3 separate regions of the Mus musculus genome follow, and regions 2 and 3 are each linked to region 1. A link is a loop called in an ENCODE intact Hi-C map of the cell type or tissue named here. Cell type or tissue: left cerebral cortex. All regions are shown on one strand.

Evidence for each region. A loop is a pair of places that touch in the nucleus more often than their neighbours do. Peaks named below come from ENCODE experiments on the same cell type or tissue, not always from the same donor. Only the 100,000 strongest peaks of a DNase experiment are listed, where the experiment ranks them.
Region 2: it touches region 1 in a loop (5-fold over the local background); 3 of 42 quality-filtered maps call a loop at or near these places.
Region 3: it touches region 1 in a loop (1.8-fold over the local background); 2 of 42 quality-filtered maps call a loop at or near these places.

What each region holds. Positions count from the first base shown.
Region 1 is chr1:40,230,992-40,238,991 of GRCm38, forward strand. It overlaps a transcript of Il1r1 not described here. Among named protein-coding and RNA genes, the nearest start is that of Il1r1, 32 kb to the right of the region's middle. In left cerebral cortex, no CTCF peak of the experiment used is centred here; DNase peaks (open chromatin) are centred at 4,776, 5,011 and 5,990; H3K27ac peaks cover 310 bases.
Region 2 is chr1:40,354,978-40,362,977 of GRCm38, forward strand. Il1rl2 (interleukin 1 receptor-like 2) reads left to right here. Exons shown (of 11, transcript NM_001356478.1): 9 at 1,842-1,985. Among named protein-coding and RNA genes, the nearest start is that of Il1rl2, 34 kb to the left of the region's middle. In left cerebral cortex, no CTCF peak of the experiment used is centred here; DNase peaks (open chromatin) are centred at 639, 1,103, 4,036, 5,848 and 2 more places.
Region 3 is chr1:40,132,591-40,140,590 of GRCm38, forward strand. No RefSeq gene overlaps it. Among named protein-coding and RNA genes, the nearest start is that of Gm35741, 13 kb to the right of the region's middle. In left cerebral cortex, no CTCF peak of the experiment used is centred here; DNase peaks (open chromatin) are centred at 4,621 and 7,451.

The DNA.
Region 1 (8,000 bases):
AAGTGTGGTGTTTCTCTGTATATGTGTGCTATCTATGTATGTGTGTGTGGTGTTTGTATGTACATTTGTGTGTGTGTGGTCTCTGTGTGTTGTGTCTCTCTGTGTGGTGTGTATTTATGTGTGTGTGTGGAATCTATGTGTATGTACCTGTGTATGGTGTCTGTGTGTATGTCTGTGTGTGTGGTGTGTGCTCACTCTTACATGCATGTGTGGAGGTCAGATGGTGATATCACATGACCATCTCCTTTGGTCTCCATCTCACTTTTTGAGACAGGTCTTTCCTTCAACCCAGAGTCTGCTGCATTGACTAGACTGGCTTGCCAGCCAGTCTGCAGGATCCACTTGGCTCCGCCCCCCTCAGGGCTGGGCTTACAGGTACATGCTGCCTCGACTAGTTTTTATGTGACTCCTGGACATTTGAATCCGTGTTCTCATACTTACACAACAAGGCCTTTACTCATTGAGCCATCAACCAAGTTCACTAAACTAGTTTTTATTGAAGGGAAAAAAGGTGAATTCAGTGTGTTTTACTATTATTATTTTAAAACTCAGTGTGTTTTAAACTGTCTTAACATATGGATGAAGTTGGGCATCCATTCTCTAGGTTTAAAATAATTACTGATCATTACTTCTATTGCATTAGCAGCTAGCTTTTGAGGACTTGCTGTGTGTGTGTGGCCACGGGATACCGAGGCAGGTGAAGAGGAACTGGCCGCCATCGGAAGATCCTGTGATGAGTACCATGAAAGAGTAAAGGGCTGTTTAGACGACAAATGGCTGTGCCCTGCCTTACTCTAACAATTGGTACTTTTTGAGGGGAAAGGAGGGGGTCTCAGGCATGAGATTGAGCTACATAGAGATCGGGTGCAGGATCGTAAAAGTTGTGTTTTCACATAGTGGCACACACCCATATTTTAGCACTCTGAAAGCTGAGGCAGAGGGAATCACAAGTCTGAGGCCAACGTGACCTATAGATGAGAGGAGATCCTGTCTCAAACGCAGCAATCAAGCAATGTCTATTTGAGGACCAGAAATGCCAATAGGTGGTGGTGAAGGGAACGGGGAGGGTACCAGATGAACCGGGCACAGAGCCTGAGGGTAGATCGTGGTAGGCATTGGGGCAGAGGTAGGAATTTGGATTTTGTTGGGACCATGAGATAGACTTAGGTTGTCGGGTGAGAAGACAGAACTGGACCTCCATGCTTAAACCTTGCTGGCTGTACCTGCTCCCCTGGGTGACATTGTGGAGAGGGTACCCTGTGTATCAGCATCTTTTGTTTGAGCCTCAAGAGATCATGATGGGGTGACACTGGGTGAAGGGCCTGTGCTTTACCAAGCCCTGACCTCAGCATGACACACATAATAAAAGCCTTGTCTGAAATGGCCGCAGAGATCTTTTTAAATTAAGGTGCATATTATCTTTCCTAGACGCAAAACTCCACTTAGCAAAAGCATTCTCATCCGTTCCTAAACTGACGACCATTTTGCCTTCTGGTTTAGGGATTTCTGAAAAGCGGCCCTTTGGAGAAATTCCAAATTCCAAATCCCATTCTGTGCTGAGCACTGAGCCAGACTCTACAGGTAGGGAGAGAAAGAGTGGGTTGAGAAGGAAACATCAACATTGATTGGGAGAATTTGGCAGTCTACCCTGAGACATGTCAGCTGCTGACCATCAAATGGATGCAGACAGTGGGTAGTGAGGAAGGCCCAGCCACTTCAGAGTACAATATCAAAACAAGCCTAGTAAGCATGGCTGCCAAATCTCATTGAGGCTCCACCTGGAGATTGCTGTTGGTGGAGTCTTGTAGATCCTTCTGTCTAGCTGCACGTGGGGCTATGGTCACCTTGGTGGGGTCTTCTTATACATCCTCTGCATAGCTGCAGGTGGGCTACAGTCACCTTTAGAGACAGAAATAGGAGGCTTCCTCAGCACCACTGCATGGACAAGGGGTGAAGCTGAGGCTTCCTGGTTTCAGGGAATGATGAACACTGCACAGCTGAGCAAAGTTTGCAGTAGTCCTGGAGTCTGTAGCGATAGTGAGATGGTGTCCTCTTGCAAGTTATCTTCTCTTCTGGTCCATTACTGCGGGCTGACTGGCTCATGAGTTGGATGTGGGCTGGACCACGGTTTCCATTTTTATTGGCTCCAAGTGCATAGGTGTGCTCTCATTATGGAAGAAGAGGGGAAAGAGACAACACAGTTTTGATCAGACACAGTCAGACCCATCTCTAAGGCTAAACTGTCCTAGGTAATCGTTGGTGGCCAGAGAAGAGTAGAGTTAATGTGTACGTGCACGGGAGTGGGAAGCTTGGGATACAGCTTTCAGTAAATATGACTCCAGGGAAGCAGTGCTAGATCAGGTTTCTGTGGACCCAGGCACAGCTGGACAGGAAGTGCGGGAGCTGTCAGGTCAGCTAATCTCCTAGCAGCTTTACATTCTAGCCCAGGGAGAAGGACAAGGGTTATTTCTGAGAAATGGCTCCGTGTGTGAAGTCCAAATGTATGACGCACACAGAACTGCTCCTGGCAGACTCAGCAGGGGCTGCAACGTGTCAGTGACAGCATGAAGTTAAAAGGCAAGCAAAGGGAAGTCCTCTCTGGTTGTCTGCAGGGGACTGACTCCTGAGTCTTTAGTTAGCATCATACAAGATTGTATGGTATCTACTTAAAACCTTCTGTATTCTTTATACTGTTTCTATGTAATATGAATTCTCTCTCTATGTTATTATACTAGACTGTATACAAAATAGTGACATAGGAAATATCTGTGCATGATCAGCAGAGACATGCTGTGGTTGTCTGGACTCATCAAAGTGGAATGTAAGGCTATGAAAAGCCAGTGATTTACAAAGCAGGAGTCATAAACTTTGACACATGTCATAGTAACTGAAGTTCATACTGTAGGATTCGGAGCTATTAGGTGTTTGGTTTTCCTGTACTTGTGTGGAATGCTTGTTCAGCCTTTAACCTCAATGTGAGGATCGCAGACGGTAGGCTCTCTTGGAGACCCTTAGGTTCTGAGGCCCTTGTGCATACAGCCAGCACAGCTATTAGAAGCTGCTTAGCTTTCTTTTTGCCACATGTGCACACAGCAAGAAGCAGGCTCTGGAAAGCCAGGATGCAAGCTGTCACCTGGTAGTGGATTTGCAGGCACCTGGATCTTGGACTTCCAGCCTCCAGAACTGTGAGAAATATGCATTTTTTTTAAATCATGCTGTTCCTGGTAGCTTGTTTTAGCCGTCATAATAAACTGAGACACCATGCCAGATCAGTTCACAATGATGGTGTGAACAGATTTAAATAATAAAAACAAAACAAAACAAAAAAAACAACAAAAAAACCAGCCTTAGCATGGATTTCAGCCAGTGTTTATCTGAACACTGCCAAGACAGTGAAAGAACAGGGCAGCTTTGTTTTAGGATGGCAAGAGCACATCTTCATCCTTTGCGGGTTCCTGGATCATTTTACCAGTTGAGGGGGAATTAACACGAACTTGAACATGTCTTTTCTGTGGAGACACTGAACCTCTCCACATAAGATTGTTTCCTCTTGTTTGAGGTCAACAGCGGGGCTGCTCAGGCATTGCTACCAAGAACACAGCCCAACATAACCACAAGGCCAACACATTCTAGAGCCATAATTACACCCCCAGAGGTTCGTGTAGCTCCCACAATTCTAGAACTTGACTGGAAATCCTGAGTCAACCCCTTCTAGATGCTTTCTTGCCTATGGTTTTATTTGCTCACCTCTTGGCCTCTCTCTGTTCTTGAGATGGATGAGTGGCCATCCAGTCTTAGAAGCTGTACCACCTGGCACTGCCTCTTAGCTTAGAGGCTACCTCACTTGGAAGTTCCAGAACAAAGAGTTAGCAGGCATCCCTCCCTCACTGCCACATCTGGGAGCTTTCAAGGCATTACTTCCCTTTCTCTTGTAGGTTTTGTAAATTTCAATTTCTTCCTAAGGAAACTGAGGTTTAGTGATAGGAGTCATGGTTCTTGGACTGTAGCAAATCAACAGGAGACTTTGGAGTAGCACATTGACCTTTTGGACTCTCAAACTTCTTTCTCCATCACGGCTAAAGTGATACAGTGACTCAAGGAAGGGAAACAGTAGTTTATGAATGTATCTTTAAAAAAGATTTTATATATTTTTGTTTTATGGATATATATATATATATATATGCATAAACACATGTGCCTGGTGCTCCTGGAGGTGACCAGAGGGTATTGAGTTGAACTCTTTCACAAGTATAGATAGTTGTGAGTGACCACACATGGGTGCTGGGAACTGAATCCAGCACTTCTGTTAGAGCCACAATACTCTTAACTGCTGAGTCCCTGTGAAGGCTTTTACAAAAAGATTGATTTATAATGGGGTTGCACTGTGAGAAACTGAACATAAATTAGAACTGTTATTGGACAGTGAACACAATCCACTGACCCTACCAATCAGTGTGGCTTGGAGCACAGCATACTGTGGAGTGTCTGATGTATGATTCCCTGGCTGAGTGGAAACCTTGCTGTAACTGCCCAATAATAATTACAATACAGCAGCCCAGGAAAAGATCCAAATTCACAACACAAAGTTTAGTTTTTATTGCAAGAGCCTCGCTCTCATACCATCATCATAAGGTGTTAAGTGCAAGCGGAGCCACAATGAATCTGGGTCAGTCCATAGTTGAACATCAGTGTCTGAGCCATATGTTTTTCAGTTTGCTGACACTGAGCTGATTCAAGTTTCCTTCCACCAACCCTGAGGGATATTACCCACACTGGCATCTGTGAGTAAGCTAGCTTTTAAAAAAATGTGTCATGCAAAGGCCTTATTTTTTTAGTCCCAGAAGGGATTGTGAGAAAGCGTCCAGAGGAATTTGGTAACAATTTATGCCAAAACAAATACAACTGAAATACACTTAACAAAGTATACATAGAGGCCAAAACCAATACAAATGGAATACATTTAACAACAAAGTATACATGCAAGCATCATGACAGCCCACTAGCAATTTCCAGGGAGTAGTTAAACAGATTCTGCTATGAGTGGGTGGGGGGAAATCTGGTCTCGCCTACAGCATCATCTCTCTCTTAACTCCTCTATAAAAGCATATTCAGAAGTTCTCAGGATTTCTTCCCTAGAGAAGGGGGAAAAATCTATGACTCTACTCAGTGACTGGGCTCACAGTGACAGGACGCTTATTGAAACTTCTTTGACTTAAAAAAAGAAAAGAAAAATCTCATGTGAACCTGCTATAATTACCCATTTGAATCAATTTCCCTCAAGGTTTAAGAACTTTTCTATGCTAGCTCCTGAATTGACTCATAGGGACAAAGGAAGGTTGCAGGTTTTGTTCTCGTAGGCCTGAGGGGAGTCACAGGCAGCACCTCTCACCTCTATTCATGCCTAGATGAGGCTCATCAGCCACAAACTGAGGTTGGTTTCACAGTTCAAGCCGAATCCTGTGCTTACTTCCCCAAGGTGAAGCTTTTTAACAATTCGGTAAGGTCATGTGCCCTAGTATATAGAAACTAGGTTCACAGGAGACTATCCACTATGGTAGGAGGTAAGATGGAAGGGTGCTTCCTTTACGGTGGGATTCACACTCAGTTGTTTTAGGGAACCAGGACTGTTTTCCTTGCTTGGCCTCAGTCTGCAGCAAGGGATAGAAAACAGTTGGGATGGGATGGGATGCTGGTAACATCACTCATCTCTGTTATAAGCAGCAGTTGTGGGTCCTGGCTGTGCATGGAATTCACCTGGGGAGCCTTGAACGTATTGATTCCTGGATCTCGCCCCTGGGATTTGGGGTATGGTAGGCCTGAGTGCAGCCTGGGCTGTCAGGACTCTCCAGCTGGTTATACTCTGCAATCAGTACTGCATGATATGGGTTGGCTGGGAATCATTGACCCGGGGATCTGCAGCCATTAAGCCAGTCAATTACCCACATAAACAAGGAGCAGGTTAGATCAAGCGTGTCTAGAGGGATTGCCAAATACTGCCTGCTGGGGGACATTTAAGTTGGTTTCTCAGAAAACGTTGTGCCTGGAAATTCTGGAAGGCCTGTGTCTGCTGAGTGTGCGTCCCACTTTCTTGGGAACTGTGGACAGTAACTGTAAACAGGGCCTACTTTCATTCGTTTGACAAATATTTAAACATCTGCCTTGCTTAGCTGTCATCTGCTGGAGAGAAATGATACCAGTGTCTTAAATGAGCGTCAGGGTAGAGGGCAGTGCACAAGTAAAGTAAGGTTGCTGAGTGCCGCAGACAGGGAAGAGTGGGGGTGATGAGCCCTTCAGTGTCGCAGAGGACAGAGCTGGAGAGTGTCCTAAACACACCTTGGGAGTATATGACAGGGTATTCGGGATGGTCTCAGTGTTGAGGCGCTAGAGGAGAACTGGGAGGAGAGCAGAGAATGAGGGAGGAGAAGGCAGAGGAGGAGGGGGAGGTGGGAGAGGGGATGAGGGGAAGAAGGAGGAGGGGAAGGGTATTCTAAGAGGAAATTGGTAGGACAAAAGCAGGATGCTGAGGAAGCTCTCTCACGAGACACTTAATAGGCTCAGATCCCTCAAAGACAAGGGGAGAGACTTGTTCAAAAGGGGAAGGGCCAGAGCTGGGAGAGGCTCAGTGGGTAAAGCCTTGCCAAGCCTCAAGTGTAAGGATTTTTAAGTTGAGATCCCCACTCACAGAAAGAACTCACAAAACCTCACAGAAACTCACAGAAGCAGTAGTGCAATTCTGTAATCCAAGGACCCTACAGCAAGATGGGAGGCTCCCTGGAGGCTCACAGGCCAGCCAGCATGGAGTATGCAGCTGTGAGCAACAGGAGACCCTTCCATAAGCAAGGTGAAGAAAAGATTGACACCCAAGGTGACTGTTTGACCTCCACGTGCATGTACGAAGAGGTGGTGAAGAGGGAGATGAAGAGACAGGATGAAGGAGAGAGAGGCACAAAGGAGGGGGAGAGAAGACAGAGTGTGACCAGTGTGGGCTGGTAGTCTTGGGTTCTATAAGAGAGCAGGCTGAGCAAGCCAGAAAAGAACATTCCTCCATGGCCTCTGCATCAGCTCCTGCTTTCTGACCTGCTTGAGTTCTAGTCCTGCATCCTTTGGTGATCAACAGCAGTATGGAAATGTAAGCCGAATAAGCCCTTTCCTCCCCAACTTGCTTCTTGGTCATGATGTTTGTGCAGGAATAGAAACCCTGACTAAGACAAATTGGTACCAGCAGAGTGGGGTATTCCTGTGACAACCTGACCATGTTTTGGGGAGGACTGTGGAAGGACTTTGGAACTTTGGGCTTGAAGATCCATCCGTTGTTAAGAGGTCTGTCGGATGTTGTGTAGGAGCTTGGAAGATAATGTTGAGAACACTGCAGAAGATGGAGGTCTGGTTTGTGAAATTTCAGAGGCAAAATTAAAGACTCTTTTCGGGGCCATTGCTGTTTTGATTGTGAAGTTTCTGTAGTTCTGGTTAGCTGGGGCTGATGAATCAGCTGTGATTAACAAGATACCAGAACTACCAAAGCAAAAACTTTGCATTACTGGGACTATTGATGCTGGTTAGCTGGAGCTAAGAAATTAGCGGGGATTAAGAAGAGACCAGCATCATTGAGGTGACATCTTCTGGGAAGTGTTTTCTGAAAGCACAAAGAGGCTGTGTTCCAGAGATGGCCAAGGTTGTACTCCTGCTGCAGCGGGACTTGGTAATATGTAAGGGTCACCCAGGTGGTACTGGATTTGAAGGCATGAAGGGGTCATGCAAAGCAGCTGAGGCTCGGCACGGTGAGAGGCCATGGAAGGCCATTGGTGAAGGTGCAACCTTGGTTGCAATTAAAGACCCAGGATTGAAGGGGTCATGCAGTGTTTTGGAGATGCCAGTACCATGAGATGACCACCAAGAGCAGCAGCAGCAGTGGAGTACAGGCATCTGGAGCCTAGAGGACGACGCATGTGCTACAAAGGGCCTGGCTGGAGAAGTGACCCAAGCCCTTGGAGGAGCCCAGA
Region 2 (8,000 bases), 120 kb after region 1:
TTTCTGTGAAAGTCTTTTTTTTTTCCCCTCTTCTGTGTCTTTTAATCATCATCTATCCTCTGCTTTCGAGTCTGAAGGCTCCTGATGATGGTTCCATGAAATCAGACTCACAAATGCCATTCTATTTATGTCTTTATTTGTAAGCATGTTTTGCTTGCACATATATACATGTACCATGTGAGTGCCCAATGCCCATGGAAATCAGAAGAGAGCATCAGATCTCTTGGAAATGGAGTTACAAGAAGTTATGGCTTGAACCCAGGTCCTTTGGAAGAACAGCCAGTACTCTTAACCTCTGAGCTATCTTTTGAACTCATTCAAATCCTATTCTTAATAAGGGTACCTGGTATACCAGCAGTGAGCTGTACATTTATTTCCACTTCAAAGTCTCTACTCATTTGAGCTTCTTCACTAATAAGACAATTCCACTGTCATCATCTTTGAGCACATTCACAGAGCCAAACATGTCCACACTACTCAGTGCAAGGAACAGTCAGACCACACTGCGGCTGCCAAGGGCTCTTTGAATCTCATTAAGTACTGTGGGCTTAGTCATGGAATCGTCATATCACACTTTATAATTTTAAGATCACTATCAGGGGCTTAGACTCTTCCAGATTAGATCCTCCCAAAGGGAGAGATGGTGTTGCTCACACAACTCTGATAAGAGCTGGCAAAAAGCAGAAGATAGACACAGGGGATTTGCCATCTCATAGTTGGAAGGCAGATGACGAAGGTTATAAAGATGGGAAAGGGGCGGATTGGGCAACAGCCTGCAGAACAGTGTCCACTGGCTACAGAGGGACTTGCTCAATGGATTGATTTGGGGTGGGGGCTGGCACCAAGTGTGTTTTCTGTCTCTGTACTCTATCAAGCTGTTATATCTAAAGACATGCTACAATATGCAGGAAGTCTTAGGCCTTCAGATGTTTACTGTATGTGTGGCCTGAGAAGGATTTGACAAGCTATTTCTTGAAGATTTTATAAACCAGAAACGTTTGTTCTGGGAGACTCAAACACTTCTCCCCCATCCCACCAGACCCACGAGCTCCTTTTCAGGGTGAACGGGCTGATGAAGGAAGTGGTTGATGCGGTGGGTTCCCTTTTTCTCTTCCCTCATTCTTGGGCACCCTCCTCTGGCAGCACCCTTTTGGGTTGTGGCAAGGTAGGGCGCTGCTTGGTTCCTCTTCTTGGCGTTCAAGAGTTCTTCTGGAAGCAACCGGGACCTCCCTTTTGGAGTAACTGATTCTTCCCCTAGCTGTCTGCTCCCTTGCCTGTCATCAGAACTGTACACTCTCTTAGCAGAGCAGGCATTGAGTACCATATCAGGAACTCTCAGACAGACACAGGCCCTGGCTTCAGGAGCCCTGGGAAGGGTCAGATGAGGACTGTCTCACCATCGACTTGCACAGCCCATGTCTGGGCAGAAGGCCAATGACTTTTATCAGTTTTAACAGGAGTCCCTCTGCTCAGCTCCGAGGGTCGTATGGTGGGATTGAAACCCAGATTCTTCAGGGGAAGCCATGGGGGACATTTCAGACACAGTCAGATTGTACCTCATGAAGGTACCTGGATCCACATGCTCTGAGACAGTTTCCTTGCAGCTGGAGTCCTTTTGTTCTGGCATGAATACCTAGGGCTCCCTGGCTTTTAAGGAGACCATTTCTTCCCAACCTTCTCAGTGGAAATTAAACTATCCAACTTGTATACTCACAAGGAAACTTAGAGATGTGTGTTCAAGCAGTAGCCTCACGTTTCCCACCTGGCTTTGACTAAGAGCCACGTGTAAGTGTGGAGGTAAAACTAACCTTCGGCCATTGACTTTTCCCTGTCGTTTGCAGTTCCAGACTTCAGGGCTTACCTCTTAGGAGGGCTTATGGCGTTCCTACTTCTGGTTGTATCTGTTCTGTTCATCTACAACAGCTTTAAGATCGACATCATGCTTTGGTACAGAAGCGCCTTCCACACTGCCCAGGCTCCAGATGGTAAGTATGTGTGGTGGTCTTTGGGAGCAAAGCCTCAAAATTGCTGTCTACCTACTCTTAAGTGTTCTTCTCCTATTGTTATATGTGGGTAATCCTTTCTCCTGGCTGGAGAATTTAGTGTTCAGTGTCTCAGGAGGACTTCATGTGCTTCAGAGAAATGATTTGTCTGTGATTATCAGCTTCCTTTGCCAATAAGCTGGAACACAGGTAGTGACCAGGAAATAGCCACTAGGCAGCAGCAGAGGCTAGTGGTGGGCCATCCTGCACTAGAAAGCAATGGGCCAGCTACTCTAGGAGGCAGTAGGCCAACCTGATTTAGGAGGCAATGGGCCAACCTGCTCTAGATGACAGTGGGCCAACCTGCTCTAGGAGGTAGTGAGCCATCCTGCTCTAGGAAGCAGTATGAGAAAGATCTTATTTTCTGGGTCTGTGAAGCAAAGAGATGTCTGCTGGAGCAGTTGTGCATATATTACCCCCTTCTCCCTCCAATTTAAAACTCAGCAGGTCATAGAGTGATGCTATCCTCTCTGTAAACCCTATACTTGGTACCTGAAGTAATTTATGTCTCTGGCTTCCAAAAAAGACCTGCCTGGATTTACTCAGAGCTCTCCACTGGGTGGCTGGGTGAGATATCTTCTTTCTCTCAGCTACAGAAGGAGGGTCATAAAGAGGGAGAGGAAGGCAGGGGGAGAGGGAGGGAATGAGGTACAGGAGGGACAAAGGAAAGGGAAGAAGCCCGCTTCTCTCAGTACTTAGCAGGAGCCTGAGGCAGGGGTCCTTTTTCACTGATCTGAAGGCCAAAGCTCTGCTCAGAGCCTTCACTGGTGTCTCTATCCTGCCGCCAATTTTTTTCTTTTCACACAGAAATGCCTTCCTGTGTTACAGAACCAAGATTTCTCTCCATTTAGGTTTTAATACAATCTGATTTAAACAAACAAACAAAAAAGTTTCAGAAGGAATTTGATCTAGTAAGGCCCTATGGAAAACAAAACAGACAAAACACCATTCAGTCTGCTTTGCTGTCCCTTATTTGCCTATAAAAACAATTAAAAAGACAAAAGAAATCCACACAGCTGGCGTGCACTGGGATGAGGAAATGCATGTCTTTTTAGGTCAAACATTTTTCTTGAACAGGAGCAAGGGAATGAGGCAACTCAGAGTCCAAACACATTCAGAGTAGCAGATCTAAAAAAAAAAAAAAAAAAGCTGTTTGTTCTAAGCAGCTGTTTGTGTACAAAAGTCGCCACACAGATTATTGTGTACAAGTTGTTGATAAAACACAGATGCTGTGATTCAAACTGTATTTAGCTAAATGTCAGAATTCAACAATTGGTAACCCAGAGGCTGGGTTGTAGCCCAATGTTGATGGCTGAATGAAAAGGAAGAAATAACTAGAAAAGGACTTGACTATTCCTCAGAGTGGTAGAGAAGAGAGTCTATTGTAGATAAAAGGGGAGTATAGCCTGGGGTGGGGGCAGGGACATCCAGGGGAGTACAAAGCCTTGTGAGGAGAGGGAAGAGCAGCTGATAACCAGCCTGGGCCAAGAAAGTAGACAAAGGGTCACCTAGAAGGTTGGAATATATAGGGAAGGGCAGCTGGAGGAAAGTCAGTTAGTTTATCCTCTTGGAGAGTTCAGGGTAGGGGCAGGGTATGCCAGTCCAGTCTGGAGGATCCTGTAACAGGTAGGGACTGAGGAATGCACGGAGAACTTGGCAGCCAGCACCTCAGCCCTTTGTCCCGGGTTTGAGATTTAACAGTGGTGAGATGTAGCCATGGTCCTTGCCTGGCCAGGCCAACACAATCTGAGGTGCTTGCCTGTCTCCCTGGCTGTCCCTTTGTGACGAGACCACAGCATTCATTTCTTCTGGAGTAGATAGGAGTGGTCTGCCTTCTATCTCCACTGACTAAGAGAATGTGACATGACGTTCTTTCATGTGGTGTTTCTGGAAGCTCCAGCCTCTCTGGCCCCTGCGTGTTCACACCTCTGACTCACTGTAACTCCCAGAAGTGTGAGTACAGCCTTGCCTTAGTTATTTATGGTGTGCACATAGTATGATAAAGCTGCCTGGCAGAGAAGTTGAGTTTGTCAGCAAGAGATGGAAGGAGGAGTGACTCACTCCCCCCTGTGGAACCGGGGAGCCCAACAGATGACACATCAGGACCCACTCCTCCCAGCTCAGCACAGCCAGGGGTGGTGGCTTTGGAGATTGGATCTGACAACAGGCCAGGAAGCCTCATGATTCTTTTGCTCTTATTTTTTAATTTTGGAAAGTGTTTGCTTCAATCTTCCCACCTCTCCACCTACCCAACCATTGTTAACTTTGGATAACGTCAAAGAACTTTGAATAAAGTCTCTAAAATGATCTAGTGATGAGCTTCCGAGGTTGATCATGAATCCTGCTGACAGCCTGAATTCTCTTGGGAAAATATTCTGGAACATATACAGTATAGTGAATATGGATGTGGAAGAGAGAGAGACATTATGTCCTTCTTGCCAAAGTTCACTCTAACCTGGTTGGTCAAGCCTTGCCACACAAAGGTAAAGATAAGTGACCCACGAGTTACAGTCTGGCAGCCATTCACAAGCCTGCTTGAAGTCAGGGAGTCCTGTATTTCTATGCTGCCCCAGGTGATGTCAGAACTGGCGTGTTAGGTGTACCCCAGTATCTGCAAGACTTGAATCAAAGAGTGGTCAGCAACAGGTCGGCTGAAAAATATGTGCACTGCTAGCTTTATTCCATTCAGACGCTTCTGTGCAGCGTGCAATGGACTAGAACAGTTAGAGCTAACCCAGCAGGTGTATCAGGCAACAAAAGATAAGGGAACAAACTAAGCACAGCTCAGAGTTGGTGAGAGGTCTTGGTCTCTAAAGGTAAAATTGCTTTCCTGACTAAAGCCACGTCAGTTAACTCTGGCTTTCCCCACACATGTTTCTGTGGTTTGTGAAATAACATAGATCATTCTGGGGCTCATTTCCAAAGACAGTTTCCTGTGGAGAGTCCCATTTACAACAGTGTTGTAATGTAAGGAATCTGGTGGCCTTTAGCATTTCCAAAGTAAACACAATCCTATGTGTTATGTGTGTTCACTTCAATGTTTTCTGTGCATGCTGGGGTGGACAGACAAGCCAGTCCTCAGGCAACTCGGCCACAGGACCTTAGATAAAGTATCTTTTAAATTCAAATTTTATCTATCGACTGCTTGATTTGCTCTGGAATGTCACATCAAGAGAGAAGGGAACTGGAGAAGCATTAGGCAATTTCTCATAAATATCAGTCTATAGACATGATCTCATTTAGGTTTTACAGACAGCAATAGAGGTGTGAACAGGTGCTTTTACGTAAAGGGATGGTTCGGTAGCCTCGGAAAATTAAAAAAAAACGCTTGGCCAGGCCAGAGATAAATTGCCACCTCTGCCTCTGAGAGACGTGGATATTGGGAGCAGCCACCAGCACATCTGAGTTTCCTCAGAACAGCCACGAGGGATGCTCTAAGTTCCGGGAGGTAACCGGTTCATCATCTGTGCTGCCTGTCACTGTTTCCTCCGCTGCTGCTCCCTTAACTTCATGGTGCGCAGCAGCCTTTTATTATGAGTGAGTGTGTGTGTGTGTGTGTGTGTGTGCGTGTGCGTGTGTGTGTGTGTGTGTGTGTGTCTGTGTGTGTGTGTGTGTGGTGGGCTGGGTAAACATCTGAGGCCTCAACGGTTGACTAGCAGCTACCTTTGGCTGTTGTCCTCACTGCCTCTCCACAAGGGCATCTGTTGTCACTCCATCTCTGGGTGGAGGAGGTGGGACTTCCTGGAAGGATAATGTTGGCTTTCAGGAGACAGGTCAAAGCCTTGTTTTCTTTGTTTCCTCGATCTGGGTTTTTTTTGTGTCCGTTCCGTCACACAGGACTTCAGAAAATGACTCAGTTCTAAAGGAGAGGGCTTACGCAGCACTGCTTTGTGGGGCTCTGGAAAGGATCTGAAAAGGCATAATTAACCAAAAGCGTTCTTGGAGCTTATACGTGGAGGCATGGAAATAGCTGCCCTATTTTTTTTTTTTCAAAATCATGTTTGGCCACCCCAGGACAAATGAGTGACTTAGGTTTAGAGAACTCTGCACACCTTTGAGAAATGGTGCAGCCCCGTTGATCTCAGCTTCCTTCCCAGAATCTTAGATTCAAGTGTACGTCTTGCAGTTTATCAGAAAGCGCCCCGAGCTACTATCTGATCCTGTCCTTGGGGCTAGAGAGATTAGCAGCAGTGACTGCTTTTCTAGAGGATTCTGGTAGGATTCCCAGAACCTCCACTGCAGGGTAATTCTGGCCTCCTTGGTGACACGTCCACACACATAAAATAGAATAATAATAATTGTTAAAAATTGGAGGGCTGTGTTAAGAAAGGCAAACGTGGATTCCAAATGTGTCTTTGATAGTGCTGCATCCCCGGTGCATGTGGAGAACAAGTCCTTTAATGACGCCTTTGCTCCAGATCTTAGTCTGAGGGTTGTGGCTCCGCTAGCTCAGTGGCCAAGTGTACTCACAGCAGCCTGGGTTTAGCCTGCAGCATGGAAAGAAAACACTTAGAAGAAAAGACATACAGTTTGGGGCCTTGTTTTGTTTTAAGTTTTCAGAAGACATGGGGCTTTGTCCTACCTCATCTCTCTCCATCTGTTCCAAGTATAGAAAGTGGGGGAGCAAGGGGAACTTGTGTCCTCAGATGCCTTGTTTTGAAAGAGGACTGGGATTCTGTCAAAAAAAAAAAGAAAACATTTGGCAAATGTAATTTCTCTTGTTTTCTATTTAAGCAAAGCCAGTGGAGGGAGAGTGAGAAGTTTGGAGGGGAGAGAAGCCCGTGGTGGGTGGTGGCAGCTGTGCCTGGGGCTGGGGAGGGATAACATTGGGTGCTAACCTGGGAACTGCACTTCCCAAGGAGGATGCTCCCTGATATAAATGGGGCAGCAGGCAGCCAAGGCTTTCTGAGGGTGTAAGTCTAAACACATCTAAATCTTTACATGAGAAGGCTCAATGCCTTCTTAAACAGTCAAGAAATAAGAGCTTACGAGATCTCCACCCCTCTGTCTCTTTATTCTTTCCTTTCACTCTCAAAATAAACAAAAACCAAAAACCAAAAAACCAAGAAAAAACCAACAGCAGCAACAACAACAAAAACAACAGCAACAACAAAAAATTCCAGAACTTTGGAAAGCCATCTATTTAGCACTAAATTTTATACTGGAAAAAGTCATTGGGGTTGGTTGTCTCCAAACACAAATCGATACCTCCTTAGTACATACCCATGATCCCTAAGCTGATTGTTTGGGACCCACACCCTCCTCTTCCCAAACCATGGATATTATTGTCGAGCTCGCTTAAGATGTCTGGTCGGTACTGGTGGGCTTCTCCCCAGTGCCACTTAGCTCTATAGCACCTTCCTTGCCTGACAGTGGGCAGGGATGCAGAAACACCGGTGCCAGCTTCTCTCTCACATATAATGCTGGCTTCTCTCTCACATCTGTAGTAACCTGTATTCTTAGATCTTTACTTTTTTTTTCTGATCTCTCCCCACTCTTTCTCAGCCAAGAGTTGTTACGCACCTCCTATGAATACTGTTTGCGAAGAACTCCAGACGACGAGAAATCTTTGTGTGTTCCTTTGGCTGCTGTCATCTTAAATGCTATCTACCATTTTATTTTGCATATGTGAGTGGTGTGCACAGTACGATGATGTGTCTTGTTCATCTTTGCCCTGGTGCACACAGTAATGGCTCTCATTCCTGGTTGTCTGGGAAACACTGTCATCGATGGACACATTAACCTTGTGTGCTGTACGTAGTGCTGGACTTCTCAATGATACGGGACAGATTGAGTCATTAAAATAATGAAGTTTCTGGTATGCCAGATTAGAAGCGACGACTCACCCGGTTTTGCTTGGCATAGTTAGTACAGGTCTCAATTGCCTACATCTGCAATTAGTGAGACGCAGTGGGAGACTTGTGATGCAGCTAGGAATTGCAGAAACGTTGCCACCTG
Region 3 (8,000 bases), 98 kb before region 1:
CTCTCCCTCTCCCCCTCCTCCCTCCCCCTCCCCTCCCCCTCCCCCCTCCCCCTCCCTCCCCCCCCCCCCCGTGTCTGTACATTTCATCAGGGTGTCTTCCTGGACCTCTTTCCCACCTTATATTTTTGAGGCTGCACTCTCACTTAACCTGGAGCTCAGAACTCCAGGAGCTCAGTGCATTTCACCTGGGTTGTCTCAGCAATCAGTCCTGGAGAGATGCCTACTCTGTCCTGCAGCACTGAGGTCATATTCACCTGATACCACACCTGCCTTTTACGTAGGTGTTGGGGATCCAAACTCAGTTCCCTTTGCTTGCACAACAAGTATGTTACCCAGTGAACCATTTCAGCCGTGGCACATTCAATTCAAAAGTTACATCACATAATGCGGCTTAGAGGAGCAGCGACAACCACTTACTTAACTGCTAACAGTTGGCCCAGGTCAAGGTTACCAGTACAGGGGACAGAGTAATTGTTTTTAACTCTTGGGAGAGCTGGCTCCCAAGAAGAGGAAGTAGACTGAGACACAGGGATCTACTTTCCCTCAAACTCACCAACAGACAAGTGTGGAATCCCTCCCTGGAGCAGGAAGCATCATAGTGAACTAAGTGGTTTTATACTTCAGGTTCTCTAAGCTGGGTGGACTGCCTAACAAACCTATGATGTATCGAGCCAGATACCCTCACACCCGCAGGCATGGCGATGACCCATTTGTTAGGCAGTCAAGCGTGGCTATGACCTTTGCAGCCTGCTTCCCCAGGGAAATGCAGCTATGCCTTTGGGAACCATTCTGAGTCCATTGAGAAAGAATCAGGATTTCACCATCAGAAAGGTCTGAAATATTTAAAACAGTATGTGAACTAAATTAATATCAAAACCCTGCTACCCCGGAGGCTGACTATTTAACCTTGTATTTTTTTTATCTCAAACTATTGTTTTAAAATGTAGACATTATTAGCCAGGTATGGTTAGGCCACTAGATCAGCAGGCAGGTGCCATTGGAGAGGATCCAATGCTATCATCCAAAGGTAAGGACATGTGTAGTGTGAGAAGGCATGGGAGACAAGGGCTTGGTCAGGTGGCTAGGAAATCAGGGTGGAGGAGTGGGCATCAGATTTTGCGATGCTTCTCTGGGAGGAGCATAGCTGGAGGTGGGTTCAGGATCAGCACCTCAGAATAGCTTCAGTGATCCCTGGAGTCGGGGTTGGCTGGCCCTTGGTCGTGCAGGGGAGTGGATCCACAGTGGGAGATTTGAGACTATGCTCTTGGCTTAGTTGGTGTGCATTTGAATGGCTCATTTTCTGGGTAAGTAATTACCTGTGGGAGTTGACTGAACCTGGGAGAGGCAGACCTTCCAGGGTCAGCAAGCCTCCAGTATCAAGTCACTGGAAGCACACACTTAGCATTTCTCTGAGATGGTACATGAGAAGCAAGACTAGGAAATCAAATGGCCAAACGTAGCATTGGGGTGGGTGTTAGGGCTCTGTGGTGGAGCTTTGCCTAGCTTATGCAAGGCTCTGTGTCTTGTCCCCAGTGCTGAAAAAAGAAAGTCAACTAAACAAATAGGTCCCCAATATCAAACATCATTTACCAAGCCCAGTAGAGCAGACACAGTACAGTCTTACAAGCACAGGCAACAGAGGGCCGATGCTGTGTAGACATGTGGTCTTGGGTTTCTAGCTTGACCAATAGAGCTTGAGAGCCCATTCCACAGTTCCTTCTTGCTGAGTCTCATCCAGGAGCAGTGCAGTCTGAATCAATCATCTCCTGCTGGGAAGCCCGTGCTTCCAGATCTTAGACTCTGGAGTGGTCTCTCCCAGGCAGCCTTTGCTATACCGATAATAGGTGCTAATACAAGGCTGGGGCTGCACTGACTCTATCCCTACAAAATTTTAACTCAAGCTTTCCTGTCTCCCTGAGGCAGATTTTCAGAGGTGTATAGCCTAGGTCCTGGCTGAGTGTCAACACTGTTCACAGTAGAGATTGGGGGTTTTCTGGGAGAAGAGGGGAGGTAGATGACAAACCAACTCTGGCTTCTCCAGGCAACATGGGCTCCATAGAACTGCTGTTGAGAGACTTAGACTGGGCTATAGTTCAACATCCTCCTCGACCCCTGCTAATGCTTGTACAGCAAGTCTGAAAATTTGGTCTCTGTGGTCAGCCTAGATCCATGATCTGGGATTGAAGATCTCTTGGGCCCTTTCTTCTCAGCAGAGGTCAGTGATAGGACTGTGTTTATCACAACTATGGAAATTTCCACCTTGCTTCTTACCCCAGCACATAGGGCTTGGACTGTCTTCAATAGCACACAGCTAGGGCTAGACACCTATCTCTAGACTCAACCTTTTTGAATGGGTCCCCTTCTTGCCCCCTGACACCATGCTTTTTACCTGTGACTCCATAGTTTAGCTTTTGTTGGTGGCATAGGTCCCCATTTTGTTATCAGTAGGCAGTTACTATATGCCAGTCTTCTGTGGAACTTTCTAGACCTATGCACCTTCCTCAAGGAAATGGCTCTTTCCTAGCTGTATTCCAGCTGCATCATCACCCTGAGTAGGTCACCTCCACCACCTGTGTCCCATGAGAATGGCCCTTTCATTGTGTGCTCCTTGGCTTGCGTTGGGCATGTGAGTGGTTAGAACAGTGTACCACATTTCTTCCTCGGAATCAGTCTTTAGAAGTGGAGGGACCACTTCCCTTCTGCTTATGTGGTGAGTAAGTGGGAGATTCTCAGCCCTGGATGCAGAATGAGATCTCTGGGTATCCAGATCACTTCAGGATCGTGCTACAGAAGCTGGACTCTGGACGTTGTCAAAGCTTTGCAGGAATTTAATGAATGGTGTTGGAGGAAGCCCTTGCTTGGCTCAGTTTAACCTCTTTTATATTCTGACTTTTGTGGGTTGCTGTCCTGTCCTTTGCTATCCATCCATCCATCCATCCATCCATCCATCCATCCATCCATCCATGTATACTTATGTCCATCCATCCATCCATCCATCCATCCATCCATCCATCCATGTATACTTATGTCCATCCATCCATCCATCCATCCATCCATCCATCCATCCATCCATCCATCTATCCATCTACCCACCCTTTCTTCCTTTACCTACTCTAACATACACCTCTAGATTTTGATCATATACATGGATTTTCAGTGTGACTAATATAAAATCAGTAAGTTCAGGCCTGGCAGAAGATCCCTGAAGATTTGGGAGTGGGGCAAAAGAGACCAAGAGCATCTGGTTTCCTAATCACATCATGTCTCCTAATGAACAGCATAAAAGCAGGAGAGCAAAGCTCACATAATTAGCTCCTGTCTGAAACTCACAATAAGGTCCCATACTCCTCTCTTGGAGGAGTGTCCACAAAGAAGCAAACATCAGGCAATGGGAACAATTGTGTCCTCCTCAAACCCAAACATATCTCAGTTATTTCTAGCAATTGTGCCATAGCTTTTCTGGTCAGGATCGGCTCTCCATTACTACAATGTGTGCCTCTTCCCTGGAACACAGCAACAGCAGTGGTTGGCATGTCATTTTGAAGTTGGAGTACTGCTGAGCTATCTCTTTGGAGTTCATGCACTCGGAAGTGGGACAGGAATCTTTTAAGCTCCTGTGCCCCATTTTATGTAGCCTCATCTTTTTTATACCACAGGGCATTTTTGTTTGAGCATGAGAATCTATCTCTTATACTTCCAGAAAAGAGGTTTCATAGACAGTAGGCAATCAGCATGTGCTTATTGTTTTTGTACCGAGGGGAAAAGGCTTGATGAGAAAGAGCTTTTCGTTGGCCATTGGCTCTCCCACAAAGGCTGGGGTCAGGATCCCATGGAGCTCCTCATCTACATCTTATTATAGAATTTGTGGTTCCTACTTCCTATACTATTGATTTTGTTTTCCTCTTTCAGCCCCAGTTGGCATGTAGATAAGTTCAGAACAGATACGAAGTCTGAGTGATCTTTGCTTTAGAACCCATCCTGTGAGATTTCACAGAATAGAAGCAAGACATGAGATCATGTAAAAGCTTTGAGGAAGAAGGGGAGTAACTGAAAACTGCCCAAGAGTCTTATAACTGTGCTATGACACAGTAAAAGGCTGGAAGACACAAACTCCTTTTGGCTCTCCATACTCTATCCAAGGAAGCCAGGAAGCTGGTAGGTCTACAGGTCTCCAATGAGTGAGGCAACCTGTGGGGATGGAAATGACCATCTAGACCAATCAGATACACTTCTTGGAGTCTGAATGCTTTAAAGCATCAGTTCTCAGTCTGTGGGTCATGATTCCTTTTGGGGCCAAACAACCCTTTCACAGGAGTTACATATCTGATATCCTGCATATCAGAGATTAACATTATATTTCATAAGCGTGGCAAATTACAGTTATGAAATAGCTATGAAAGTAATTTTATGACTGAGGGTCACTGCAACATGAACTGTATTAGTTTGCAGCACTAAGAAGGTTGAGAACCACTACTCTAAAGGCAGTGGGGTTAGAGACATCTTGTGGGTAGTATGGAAATACAGTTGTAGAGTGCAGTCAAGAACTGTTCCACTGTTCCATTCTGGGTTTGCTTGTGGTGCAGCTTCACACTTTCCTTGGCCTACCAGATCTTCACACTTTCTTTGGTCTACCAGATGGCCCTATTCTCTTCTTGCCCTTTTTAAATCTCTCCTCCAAAGCTTCTCCATAGGGCACTAAAGTGTTCTTTCTCAGTCTCACATCTGATAGCATTCCCTTTCTGATACATACCTATAGATAGCTGCTGCATTCCTATAGTCCACATAGCCCAGCTAAGATACAAAGACCTTTTTTTTTTTTCTCCTTTAGCCAATGTATTGGGCCCGCTCTGTTGCTTTTATGATGTAAGCTTCCAGGAAGCTTTCCTAATGTCCTTCCAGATTTCAGAAGAGAATCCTTGCCATGGAGTTAGTGCTGAGAACATCCTGAATGTGTAGGTCAGTTCTCAGCAATTTGGCATCGTCTTTTATGACTGCCCCCCGAGTCTCTCCTCCAGCCTGTGGCTGGGCACACAGAAACATCAGTGCTTACCCTTGGGTCTCTGTTATTGCTTGTGTTGGAGACTTGTAAAGTGTATCTCTTGCATCTGAAGAGCCATTGTGTCCATGGGCTGATCCTCCCATTCCTGTCTAGGTTTTACTCAGGAGATCTTTCTGGATCCCCTTCCATCAGTTGGCAGAGAGGTCTTCTTATTGGATTTCAGAGCACAAAGCAGCTATCACAGCTTGAAGTGGCTTATTTTCTTGTCACAGAGACCCCAACCACACAAATTGAAGAGGAAAAGGTGTTAGAGAGAGTCAGTCCACAGTCATTTTTCCCCATGCACTTTGGCAGCCATGGTAGCTAGAACACATGAAGAAAGAGAACTGTCCACTTTGTGGTCCAGGAGAATGCACACAAGGAAGAAGTAGACAGCCAGGGATAGTATATTTGCTAGGGATGCAGGGATTCAGGTCCTCTAGCTAGACTCAACTATCTAAAGTTTTTTCAGTCTCTCAATGTAATACCTGGGACGAAGTCTCCAAAATATGACTATGGGCAACATTAAGTTCATAGTTCAGTTAGAATAGTTGCCCTTTATTGAACTGACAGACAGAAGCAGACCCTGAACTCATACTATGTGATGTCAGAGGCCACGTTTTCCTCCTCCTTACCCTCCTCCTCCTCCTCCTTATCCTCCTCCTCCTTGTCCTCCTCCTCTTCTTCCTTTTCTTCTTTTCTTTTAAGTTTTTTGTCTCTTCTCTTCTCTTCTCTTCTCTTCTCTTCTCTTCTCTTCTCTTCTCTTCTCTTCTCTTCTCTTCTCTTCTCTTCTCTTCTCTTTTCCTTTCTTTTTTTTTAAAATTAGGATCTTTTTATTTCATAGCCCAGGCTGGTCTTGATTTTGTGATCTTCCCAAGTGCTGGGATGGAAGGTATGACTAGCCTGGTCAGATACTGCATGTATGTGTATATACATATTTATCTGCACATACATTTGTGTCTATATATTTGCATATATATGTTCATGTAGGTGTGAGTGAATATATGTGTTCAAATCCATATATGTGTATGTGCATGTATGTAGAGGCCAGAGGTCAACTTTGAGTGTTGTTTCTCTAGAGCCATTTGCTGTGTGTGTGTGTGAGTATGTGTAAGTGTGGGTGTGTATATGTCTGTGTGTATGAGTGTGTGTGTATATGTATGTATGTATATATGTAGGTATGTATGTGTATATGTATGTCTCTATGTCTACACATGGAGGCCACAGGAGGCTGGCAGGTGTCTTGTTCCATCATGCTCTACCTTATTCCTTCAAGACAAGGTCTCTCAGATAAACCTAGATCTATGCTGGAAACCAGCAAGCCCCAGTGATCCTCCTGTCTTGGCCTTCCACACTCTAGGCTTACAGTGGGAACATGTTAGTGTCCATCCAAACTTTTTATGTTGGTGTTAGGGAGTCAAACTCAGGTCTTGAAGCTCACATAGCAAATACATGTTCCCATTGAAATATATATATATATATATATATATATATATATATATATATCCTGTCTTATTTTGGAGGCAGAGTCTCTCATGTAGACCTGAGTCTTGCAGATTGGGCTAAATTGGATAGCTAGCTAGCCTTCGTGTCTTCAACTTCCCAACACGGAGACTCTAAATTCTAGCCTTCCTACATGAGTACAGGAGGGTTGAACTAAGGTCTCCATGCATGCATGACATGCACTTGCTGACAGGGCTGTTGCCTTGGTCCCGGATAGTGTATTCTTTGCACACATGTGCTTCTTTGCACATTCTAAGCACTCAGCAGACACTAGGGGAAGGAATGCATGAATGAACAAGCAGAGGGGAGTGGAAGATTCTGGATGTAAGGCTTTATTATAAGCCCCTTCCCCACCAAATAGTCTATTATCCCCATATGGGAAAAAAAAAGAGTGTTGCAGGTTTCAAGATGTCAAAGATGTATACTTGCATGAGTAAATGGATGAATGAGACATAATAGCCATGGGGCATGATATTCAGAGATCTACCACAGCGTTTGCTCCCTGGGATGGAGACGTGAGTCCTCTCTTAGCCAACCACCGCTCGTTGGGAATCGGTCTCTCCCTTTCCTAACTAAGATCCAGATTCTGCTGTCAATCCTTCATTTCATGTAAAAGGAAACTCTAAAGCCTTCCAGTTGGTTTCAGGCTGAACACATCTCTCAGCAGAGGAGTGAGGGACGCCAGGAGTCTGCTGTGATCAGGGTGTGTAGTCTTTCCCAGGCACCTCTGGCATGCTTCTAAGTGTTTTTTGTTCTCTGGACTAAGGGTTTCCTGTTGAAAAGGCCCGAGAGAGTATCAGAGTTGGGCACAGAGCACTTGCTGGACTCTTACTAAATACAGCCCTTGATTAAATCCTTCAGACACCAATGAAAATATTTTTTTAGGAGACTCTTCTGGGAGCCATGCCAACTGCGAGTGAGCTTTTCTCGGTAAACACTTGGACTTGCCCGTCTTTCTGAGTCAGCTCGTACTCAGCATGCCTCTCCTGAGGAAACGCAGGATACTGCTCTTCAAAGCCGAAAGTGGGAGTCAATTTCAGACATCTCCTGGAGATAACGGACCTGAGAAGACAGCTCCTGGAGCGGCCCCTGCTTTCCGTCTGTGTGCGTTGGCCTTTTTATTTAAACCCATTAAATAAAAACTTCCAGCAACATGCTTGTAGTGAGGACCTGTCAGGAGAAAACCCACAGAGGAATTTTTCATCACCCCTCAGCATTGTACTATTCCCTAAATCCAGACCATGTCATGGTAGGCTGGGGGGTGACATGGGGAGTTTCTTGAGCACAGGTGACAACTCTGACAGAGTGATTGCTTAAATCACATTCTCCTCTGTCCCCTTTCCCGCAATAACCAAAGCTAATTTTCAGCCTCTTCCTGCCGAGAAGCAAAATGGACATGGTTGGGAGGTCCTGTTTGTCAAGGTCTTGGGAGGAAGTACTTCTGTTGACTGTGTGGATT